Linked DNA regions of Mus musculus: region 2 is linked to region 1. Evidence: chromatin loops called from intact Hi-C (ENCODE). Cell type or tissue: left cerebral cortex. All regions are shown on one strand. Region 1 overlaps Ddb1 (damage specific DNA binding protein 1). Region 2 holds the start of Mir6994 (microRNA 6994).

The links. Peaks named below come from ENCODE experiments on the same cell type or tissue, not always from the same donor. Only the 100,000 strongest peaks of a DNase experiment are listed, where the experiment ranks them.
Region 2: a loop joins it to region 1, with 8 times the contacts of the local background. A loop is called at or near these places in 6 of 42 quality-filtered maps.

The regions. Positions count from the first base shown.
Region 1 is chr19:10,619,571-10,624,570 of GRCm38, reverse strand. Ddb1 (damage specific DNA binding protein 1) reads right to left here. Exons shown (of 27, transcript NM_015735.2): 13 at 2,852-3,030; 14 at 2,587-2,750; 15 at 2,402-2,509; 16 at 2,074-2,281; 17 at 1,137-1,232; 18 at 933-1,044. Among named protein-coding and RNA genes, the nearest start is that of Vwce, 12 kb to the left of the region's middle. In left cerebral cortex, no CTCF peak of the experiment used is centred here; no DNase peak of the experiment used is centred here.
Region 2 is chr19:11,920,103-11,925,102 of GRCm38, reverse strand. Patl1 (protein associated with topoisomerase II homolog 1 (yeast)) reads right to left here. Exons shown (of 19, transcript NM_172635.3): 3 at 4,708-4,925; 4 at 4,218-4,298; 5 at 3,540-3,734; 6 at 2,535-2,636; 7 at 1,627-1,716; 8 at 1,085-1,302. It overlaps Mir6994 (microRNA 6994), which reads right to left and starts at 1,375; the gene lies at 1,303-1,375. In left cerebral cortex, no CTCF peak of the experiment used is centred here; no DNase peak of the experiment used is centred here.

The DNA.
Region 1 (5,000 bases):
ATGTTGGCCCCAAAATCTAAAGATTACAGCAATGTTACAAAGTCAATCAAGCAAAACTGAAAACATAAATCCAAGCAATCTACACAGTGATAGACTCTACCATCAACAGTCATTTCAAATAAAAACAAAGTTTAAAGGCTGGAGAGATGGCTAAGCGGTTAAGAACACTTGCTGCTCTTACAGAGGATCCAGCACCCACAGAGGCCATCTACAACTCCAGTTCCAGGGGATCTGACATATTCATCGGACCTCCTCAGGCACTGTAGAAGCACAGCACACATATCTACGTTTAGGCAAACAACTAGACCTCTGTTCTCTGGATTAAGAAAGCTAATTCTATCAGATGTGTATCTCAGGAATGAAAGAAAATGATCCACGACCAATCTCCATAGAATTAATGTGTATCTCTGAAGGTTACATCATTATAACCCTGTTTCACAGACCAAACAAAACAAAACAAAAACAAACAAAAAACCCTGAAGGGTAGTTTTACCCAGATAAGGTCAAATGATTAGCAATAAACCGTAAAACCAATTCTACTGGGTTTCAATTATCATACTGTTATCTATTATACCTTTCTACTGTCAACTACACACATTGTACAGAGCATTCAAGCTCATAAAAGAAGAAACTGCTAAGCTTGTGAGGTCACCAAGTAATAGCTGCTATGTTTGGGACGAAGGTTGTTTCAAGTTGTTTATGTGGTGCTGGGCATGGAAGCCAGTATCTGTTCAATGTAGTCAAGTATTCTAGCACTCTCTACGTAAAGTTTTACTGCAACCCAGCTAAGTGCACTCTTTGAGGCTACAATGACAAAGGTGGTAGTTGAGACAAAGTCCATTCAGCCTGCAAAGCCAGATTATTTCCTATTTCACACTATGAAGAAAGCCTGCTCACTCCTACTGCCATCCTTCTCTGCTCACTGTCCTCACCTGGGTGCTGGCACTGGGCCTCAAAGCAGTAGTGCCTCCACTGCTATCTTGGACTTCAATGCGGCTGGAAAGGACCCCAAAGCACTGAGACACTTCCTGATAGCAGATCTTCCTGCAAAACAAGCATGAGACGATGGTACCACTCAGAAAAGTCTAAGATACTACCTGCCAACTCCCTCTGCTGCTTCTCAGGTCTGCACTCACCTGGGAGACTCATAGAGGGGAACTGTGCGAATATGGAGCTTCTGGATCTCATCGATGGTGCCAATGGTGAGAGTGCTGTTATTGGCCAATGCCAGACTAAATAAAAAGAAGGGATGCAGTTTAGAGTGAGTTAACAAGGAAGGATTCTCCCAAAACACAATGACACCAACTTGCTGCAAAGCAGGGTTTCAACCCCACCTCATACCATCATTCATTTGGGAAGACCTAACTCTGATGCTGGGATCCACCAATGAAGATAGTCTTATATAACTGGTCTGGGTAGGCACAACAGCTTTTGCTAAGGTACAGGCAAGGTTGAGAATCACAAGTCTAGGTAGGAGAGTGAATCTAACACACCAAGGACTCACTGGCTGGCAACCCCTCAGAACTTTTAGCAATACATTGCTATCAAGCACCTCCCCTATGGCTGCTGAAGGAGAAGCAGGGAGTGCATACTCATCACTAAATCTGGGGTCCTAAGGTAAAATGCCCAGTGGCACAGACCTTTAAGACCAGCATTTGGGAGGTAGAGGCAGGTGGCTCTCTACAGCCAATGTTACAGACTGAAACTTTGTCATACCCTACATTATACCCGCAAAAAGATCCTGTCCAACACTCATGTAATTCACCTGAAAAATTCCTGAAATATACAGATTCTAGAACATAGTAACCTCAGAATCTGAGGAATCAAAAACTCTATGCTGTCCTTTTCAGAATACCTCACTCATCTACTTTCAGCCCTGCAAAAGCTTTCAGATGTTTCTAATAAAAACCCCTGAGATACTTCCCATCACAGTGATTTATTGACTTGGACACTGGAGGGAAACCTAGAATAAGGGGTGGGATGGGATGGGGTAGGGAAGAGTTAAGGAGGGTAGGAGAAGCAATACGATGTCTCCAGTTAGTGACTCCTGCTTAAGACAGAAAACAGGCTCACCTGTCAGGATAGCCATCTGAGTTGAGAGGACACATATAGTTCACCTCCTTGAGGTTGACATTGGAGAAGACCAACTTGTGATTGCTGCTATAGATGACAGTGGGCCGGTCAGAGCAAGCAAAGACGTTGGTGGTAGAAAGAGAACGGAATGTCCTCAACACCGTGGGCTGGGTGCCCAAAGTCACCTTTTTACGGTCACTCAGTAAACCTGCAGAAAGAACAGCATGAGAAGAAGGAAAGAAAACAGGACAACAGCTGCTTGGTTAAGGCTCAAAGCCACCAACACTCCCTATTTCTGAAAGAACCCACACTCAATGTTTTTCCTCACCTGTCTCGATGTTGAGCCCAAAGTAGAAAAGAGCCCCATCTCCCAAGGCACAAAGGAGGTAGTGGCTACTCTCAAAAGTGGTCATCAGGATGGATCGAGGAATGATCTCTGTGGGAAAGAGGAGCTTTAAAGTCTCGTTCCACATCCTGACTGGAATTTTAACCCAAAATACCAATAGCACATACCTCCACCCAGCATCTCCTTGTGTAGTAGTTCAAAGGATGGGAGCTTCAGGATACGAGCTGAGATGTCTGTCCAAAGTCCAATGGCACAAAGTGGGGAGAGGCCATTGCTGTCCCCTAATGGGGTGATATCCAAGCATGCCACTTCATGTTCCATCTCTGTGTGGCTGAACAAAGAGGAATGAATATAGCAGAGGAAGAAACCCAGGGACCCAAGATGCCCCACAGAACAAAGAATACTACACAGAGTATAAAGACACTCCTGTACCTGATTTGCCGGAGCTCCTGAGGGTGGATCTGAAGGTAATATAGTGCCCTTCCCACGGCAACAACCACCTGGCTGCTGTTACAGGAGGCCACACTGATGTTCTTGCCCTGAGGCTCTTTCCACTCGCTGACCAAAGCTTTGGGCTCTTGAGACACCAACCTCACAGATGCTGAGGTGATCTACAGAAAGATTAGACGTCTCAAAGCAACTGCAAGGATGGTTTCAGAAATTCAAAAGTGCTCCCCGTTCCCGCTCCCAGTTAGAACACAGATAAACTACAGTTCTACCATTACAGTCAAGCCTCTGGTTCTAGGACCCTCAAGAATACCAAAATCTGCAGATCCCCAAACCCCTCATATAATGGTATAATATTTGCATATTACCTATGCATGTCTTAATGACTTGTTCTGGAGCTAAGGATTAAACCCAGGGCTTTACATGTTCTGCCACTGAACTGTGTTCCTTCCCCAGACCTTTAGATTCCTTTATAAGACCTAAGACTATGTAAATGCTATATAAGTAGCTGCTATACTACATACACTATACACTATATACTATACACCATCACCCAACCCCACCCCGACACACATTTGATAGAAACACAATTCACAATTGTTTAATCCACATTTGGGTCAATACATAGATATGACTCATGGATATGGAATGCAAAATCCATGTACTTTTCCCCAAAGACTCTCTAAAATTAATTACAAATAGACATCATTTTTACTGAAGGAAGTGGGCCTAAAGCTACTACTTTACATGCTTGCTTTGTGTGTGTGTGTGTGTGTGTGTGTGTGTGTGTGTGTGTCTGTCTGTCTGTCTGTCTGTCTGTATCACAAGCTTGCTGGGACAACGGCAACCCTCATAAGGTATCAATGGGCTCAGATGCAGGGACCACCAAGCTCAGTTTTTCTTAACCCTAAAATCAGATTTCTAATCTTCATGTTCTTTACTGGGCATGAGTAATTAAAGTCTTTAGCAATGGCTGCAAGGCTGTACTATATAACATGTTTGTTTTGGTGCTTCGGTCTCATGCATGCTGATCTACACAGTAATCCCTAAAATATTACATAAACTTATTCTACTATTGAAACAAAAAGCAAGCAAGATAACACTACTACTATTAATTCATGTTACCTATCATGACTAGGAATAAAAGCCTTTTTTTTGAGACAGGGTTTGTTTGAGTAGCCCTGGAACTCTCTCTGTAGAACAAGCTGGCCTTGAACTCACAGAGAGCCCTCTGTCTTTGATCCCAAGTGCTGGGATTAAATGGGTTGTGCCACCACAGTCCCGATCTAGATTTTTACCAATCTACTACTGCCAGTTGACTAAAGGAAGACCAGCGGATAAAGATGAACAGCTGTTTAATACTAAGGCATTCAGATATCTTGTCCACCAATGGAAAAATGCGAGAATGGCAAAGAGAAGGAGAGTATAAAACTTGGAAGGGCAATAGGTCACCACAAACTTGAAAAGATGATGAGTGTCAGGAAGGTGTTCAGAAATCAAATTCTCACGGAAAACAAGAAGTACAGATCAGCCTTCTGCAGACCCATGTCAAGCAAGGACCAGCATAGACCAAGTGGGTGTTAATGTATGACTAGTGTTTTTTCTTATTCATTGTTTTGCTATTTCCCAATTTTTTCTCTAATATTCTTGTGTAGAGCTAGGCATGGTGGCCTTTAATCCTAGCACTTGAGAGGCAGAGGTAGAGGCAGGTGGATCTCTATGAGTTCAAGGCCAGTCTGACCTACATACTGAGTTCCAGGATAGCTAGGGCTATGTAGAGAAACTCTGTCTCAAACAAAGAAAAATATTTTTGTGTCAGTGTTAAAATGAAAGGAATAAACAGTATATCAAAAAGCATGATATAATTAATGCCACAAAGTTACATATTTTTTAAACATTTGAGCAGTGTTATAGCAACCCATGACTTTTTAAAGATTTATTTTTTTTGTAAATGAGTTAACTGTCACTGTCTTCAGACACACCAAAAGAGAGCATCAGATCCCATTATAGATGGTTGTGAACCACTATGTGGTTGTTGGGAATTGAACTCAGGACCTCTGGAAGAACAGCCAGTGAGTGCTCTTACCTGCTGAACCATCTCTCCAGCCCCATAAATTATATTTATCATAATCCC
Region 2 (5,000 bases), 1.3 Mb before region 1:
ATCTTAATTGACTTCATTTTAAAAAAGGCGGTCAATGCAGGATAACTTCACACTGGCTCACTGAAGGGACAGCCAGTGTATTATAAACAAACTTTTAGAAGGAAAAGGCATATTTTTATATTTTTTCCCCAATGACCAATTCTCAAACCCAAGAGGATAACTATGAAACTCCGTGCACTAGTACTAAAACAATACAGGTTTTTCATTCCTAATTTTTAAATGTATTATTTAGCTTTAATTTTTTTGTGGGAATAATGTAGGAAGTATATGGGTGGCAGTTAATTTTACATGTCAACCTGACCAGCTACGATACTCAACTTTAACCAAACCCTAGTATGGAAGCTGCCATGAAATCATTTTGTAGACATTTACACTTATATCCATTGACTTTAAGAAACTGCCTTCTATAATCTGGGAAGCCTAACAGCCCAAACCACAAGTCATTCAGAAGTAAACAGTACCAGGAAATAAAGTTCTGCTGAGTATCTAGCTGACATACTTCAAGATCAAAATTGCAACGTGACTCTTAGTTTCTAGTTTGCTACATGGGTTTCCAATTTGCCAGTCAGTTCCTTGGCCTAAAATTAACTCTCCCCATATTTATGTATGTTCTACTGATGTTTCTCTTAAGAACATAAATTGCTATGATTTACATAAGACACAATTTTATCAAAGCAGAAACCAAGTAAAAGTAGAAGCGAGCAACTCAGCTGACACTGAGGTCAGCTAGCCTCTTGGCTTCTGCTGCCACCTATTATTTGTGGTAATTCTTCAGTCACGAGCACTGTGCATTTTACTGCATGAGTGTTTGCAAAATGGTATGAAGTGAAACTTCAGAAAAAGTAAAAGCGGCAGATAATTGATCACGTGCAAAGGAAGCATGACATTCCTGAGAGCAGTGTATAGCCTGAAGACTCAAGCAGTTCTCTTGACAACGCAAGGGTCCGGGGACTCCCAAATACTGTACTCAACAAGTATCCCAAGACGTCTACATTATAAAACTAAACGAGAGATTATGAAACTTTTACCATATAAAACTAAAAGGGAGGGCTGACAATCGATCATCAGAGGCATGGTTTTATACCTGAGGTTTTGTAGGTGAGGTCCTGGGCCAGGGGGATGCTGCTGTGGAGGTGGCGTAGCGGGGGGTGGAGCACTAAAGAAGGCACGGAAGCTTGGTGCTGGGGGAAGCATCTGCCCAACGCGCCCTTGTAGCAACTTAGGATTCATGGCAGCCAGTGGGCTACCAACAAACCCAGGGACCCGTGCAAACTGGCTGGGAGACATTCGTCCAGGCTGTAGCTGCAAAGACGGAGAAGATCGTTGACACAGAAGAACTAGCAATCGTCACCGGCTTCACCCACCTTTGTGACAGGGTCTCTTTATGTTTGGGAACTCCCTGTACAGCCCAGGATGGCCTCACATGTATAATCCTAACTCAGCCTCCTACGTGTTGGGAACATAGGCATGCACCACCAAAAAGCAAGCAGTTTCCATTAATAACTTCACTTGAGAAAACAAAAAGGGGGCAGGGGGACAAGTGGCTAACAGCGAAAGAAAAGGGTGTCAAGCAATGACTCTTAGGACAGCAGGATTCTTTATGGGTTCAGCAAACTGTAGGCTTACCTGTGCTCCCCCAAGAAGCTGTGCTCTCTGCAGGGGACTAAGTACAGGAGGAACATTAGGAGGAAAAGGGTGGCCCAGGAGGGAGGAGTTCTAAGGACACAAAAAGGGGATATTATGTTCATAATATGGAACAAGCAAATCAAAATTTTAAGCAAACTCAGTATAAATTTGGTATAAAGTTAGATATTAAAAACTCCCAAGCTGGAGATTCTTATATCAGAAAAGAATGCTGGAAATTATGAAACACTATACTATGTCTGTGTAACAGGAAAAAGACAGCAGTAGAATAAAAGGCTCAGGCAGCAGAAACCAAGATTAAAATGAACTTAGAATCTTTCTGTGCTTTTTCCTTTTGTTGAGACAAGAGTCTTGCTAAGTAGCTCAGCTTGAAACTCACTTGCTATGAAGACCAGGCTAGCCTGGAATTAGGAATGCTTTTGCCTCAGTCTGCTAGGATTATAGGCAGATATAGCAATGCCAAGCTGGACTTAGAATCTTTTTTTTAAAAAGATTTATTTATTATATGTAAGTATAATATTATATGAATATTTATTATATTTATTATATGAAGACACTGTAGCTGTCTTCAGACACACCAGAAGAGGGCATTGGATTCCATTACAGATGGTTGTGAGCCACCATGTGGTTGCTGGGATTTGAACTCAGGACCTTCAGAAGAGCAGTTGGTGCTCTTAACCACTGAGCCATCTCTCCAGCCCCTGGACTTAGAATCTTAAAGTGACAAGAGACAAAGTAAACTTTTGTCCTTTGATCTTGGGACTGAAAATTCTAGAAAATAAAAGAGATTACAAGAAATACATATAATCTAGTACATACTACACAATACACACTAATGGTGATCATGAAGTTCACATTAAACAGTCCTGTTATGTTGTAAAGGGACATACCGGGACACTGCAGAGCTGGTTTGGAGATATCCTCTCGCCATAGGGAGCAGGATAGCGTGGCGGCATTGGGGGCCGAACATGAACAGGCTTCGGACACAGGATCTATTAGGACAAACACAAACAAAACTACATTCAATGAAATCAGTCTTTTGCCTTCCTACACTCCCTCCCCTCAAGTACTGGTAGAGACACAGAACTCAATGAAAAACCCTACTTCTAAGCAAATTGTTCTGGCTATGGATTCAAAAAGAGAACCTCTGGTCACTTCCTCTCACAAATCAGTTTCATCCTAACTGAAGATGATTTAGCTAATTCTCCAGTATCCCCACCCTTCCATGCTATCTGAGGAAGTACCAGCAGACATTCTGACTTGAAAATTTTCTCCAAGAGGATATGGTTTGGTTATATTGAGGGAGAAGGAATGATAAGAAAGCTGGAGGATTAACTAAGTCCTATTCTGAAGCCTCAGTGATATGGCCGCCATGCTCAGCAATGTTGTGATACATTGTGACTCCACCATTTCTTAGGATATTGAGCCTAACTAGGCCATACCAACACCACCCTCCCCCCATACCTTCCAAATTGGCCTTCCTTTTCAGCTGCTGGTTTCAGGTGGAGGAAAGTCTATGGAACAGGACTGCACAGGCTCTAGGGAAAGCAGGGATATCTTAAAGGTAAAAAGGGATGTGGACAATGCTGAGTGTTCCCACTCCCCCCAGCTTTCAGTATTCTTTCTGCTAATGTACCCGGCAGCCAGTAAAACACTTAAAAAAGGACATATGTACTAATGTGGCTAGCTACTCTTTTCTCCCCCAGTTAAAAGGTAGCAGCAGCAGCAGCAGCAGGAGCAGCAAATGGTATTAGGGAATGTGTCTCATTTATACTAACTTCTCTAATTGGCTATTCTTTTAATGCCTACCCACAACATCCACCCTCCTCCCGGAATCCCAAATAATTTTGCCCAGATTCCCAATATCCTGGGCTGTGTACGTTAATGAAAGGTACCTGTTGGTTGAAGCTGGGAACAGCCATCTGCTTAGGTGGGGTGCCTATAGGAACGGCTCTAACAGGAGGACTTCCAATGATAGGTGATGTTGACCGCCTTGGTAAAGCTCGCTCAGAAAGGTCCCGATCATCTTCTGGGCCCTGCAGGGGCCTCTGAGGCAAGGCATACTCTAATACAGACACTGTAGGCATTTCCTGATTGAGGAAGTGGTTAAAAACGATACAGAGAAATTACTTGTGATGTTTTAATAATCTCTACAGATGCCAAAGATACATTAAAAAATTATCTTAATTTTAACTCACACTCAGTAAAAGTCATCCTTTTTGTATACAATTCTCTGACTTTTAATAAGTACATACACCAATTTTATCACTCCCATAAAATTCCTTTGCGTTAACCTTTTAAAATCAGCCCTTGGCTTTGTGCCCCATCACAGTCCTTGACGTGCAGTTTTGGCTAGATTTTTAACTAACTAAAATCATACACTGACATCTGTGAGTTCTAGCAACCCCCTTTCAGCCTTTAAAACCTGAGGCTGAGGAAAGGAGCGCTAGTAGTCAAGGTGACCCTGGTGGATGATGCATACTTGTATACGATTACAGTAAGAACAGGATGAAAACAGGAGCCAACTTATCTGTAGCTATGAGTCATTCTACATAAAGAGGAATGTTTAATACCTGAGCAAGTAGTGGTCCACGGATTCGCCTCAGAACTTCAGATCCATCCCAGATGCTGGAATTCAGACTTCCTGGTTGAGGCTGCCAAAAAAAGGAAAACATACACACAGGGTCTAGAATGGTGTGGCTCTCAGACTTGAACCTGAACTACTGGGGAATATGCCACAGTGTCCTAGAATACACATGACTCCCCAACTTCATCTACAAAGTTGTCAATATCAGGAATTATCAACCTTTTGATTTGTTTTCTTTTATAAGACAGTGTCTTGTTCTGAGCCCAGGCTGTCCTTGCTAAATATCTAGGCTAATTCCAACCCACAGTTATCTGCATGCCCCAGCCTCCCTAGTGCTGGGATTACAGGTGTGAGCCACTGTCTATGGAACATGCAATTCTATTATTAAACAGAAAATAAATGACAAACCTCAGCACTTTAATTATTAATCTGTTGTTATTTGAGCCATTGTGAGTTCCCAAATCAGAGTAACTTACTTGTAAAACTGGCCTGGTCTGTACTGCCCTCATGATAGCTGGATCTTCTAGCTCATTTTCAATCACCATCTTACTGAGCCTTTCTGCTAGATTCTCCTCATGGTCACCCAACAAATCCATCTCATCTCTCTCTCCATTGCCTGTTTGTTCATCAGCTGCCACAGGTAGCTTCTCTTCCAACTCAGCCAGGCGCTCATGTGCTTCCTGCCAATCATCATCTGCAAGACAGGTCAGTTTAAGAAATATAGCTCAGTTGCACAGGATGGTGCATGTCTTTAATCCTAGCACCTGCG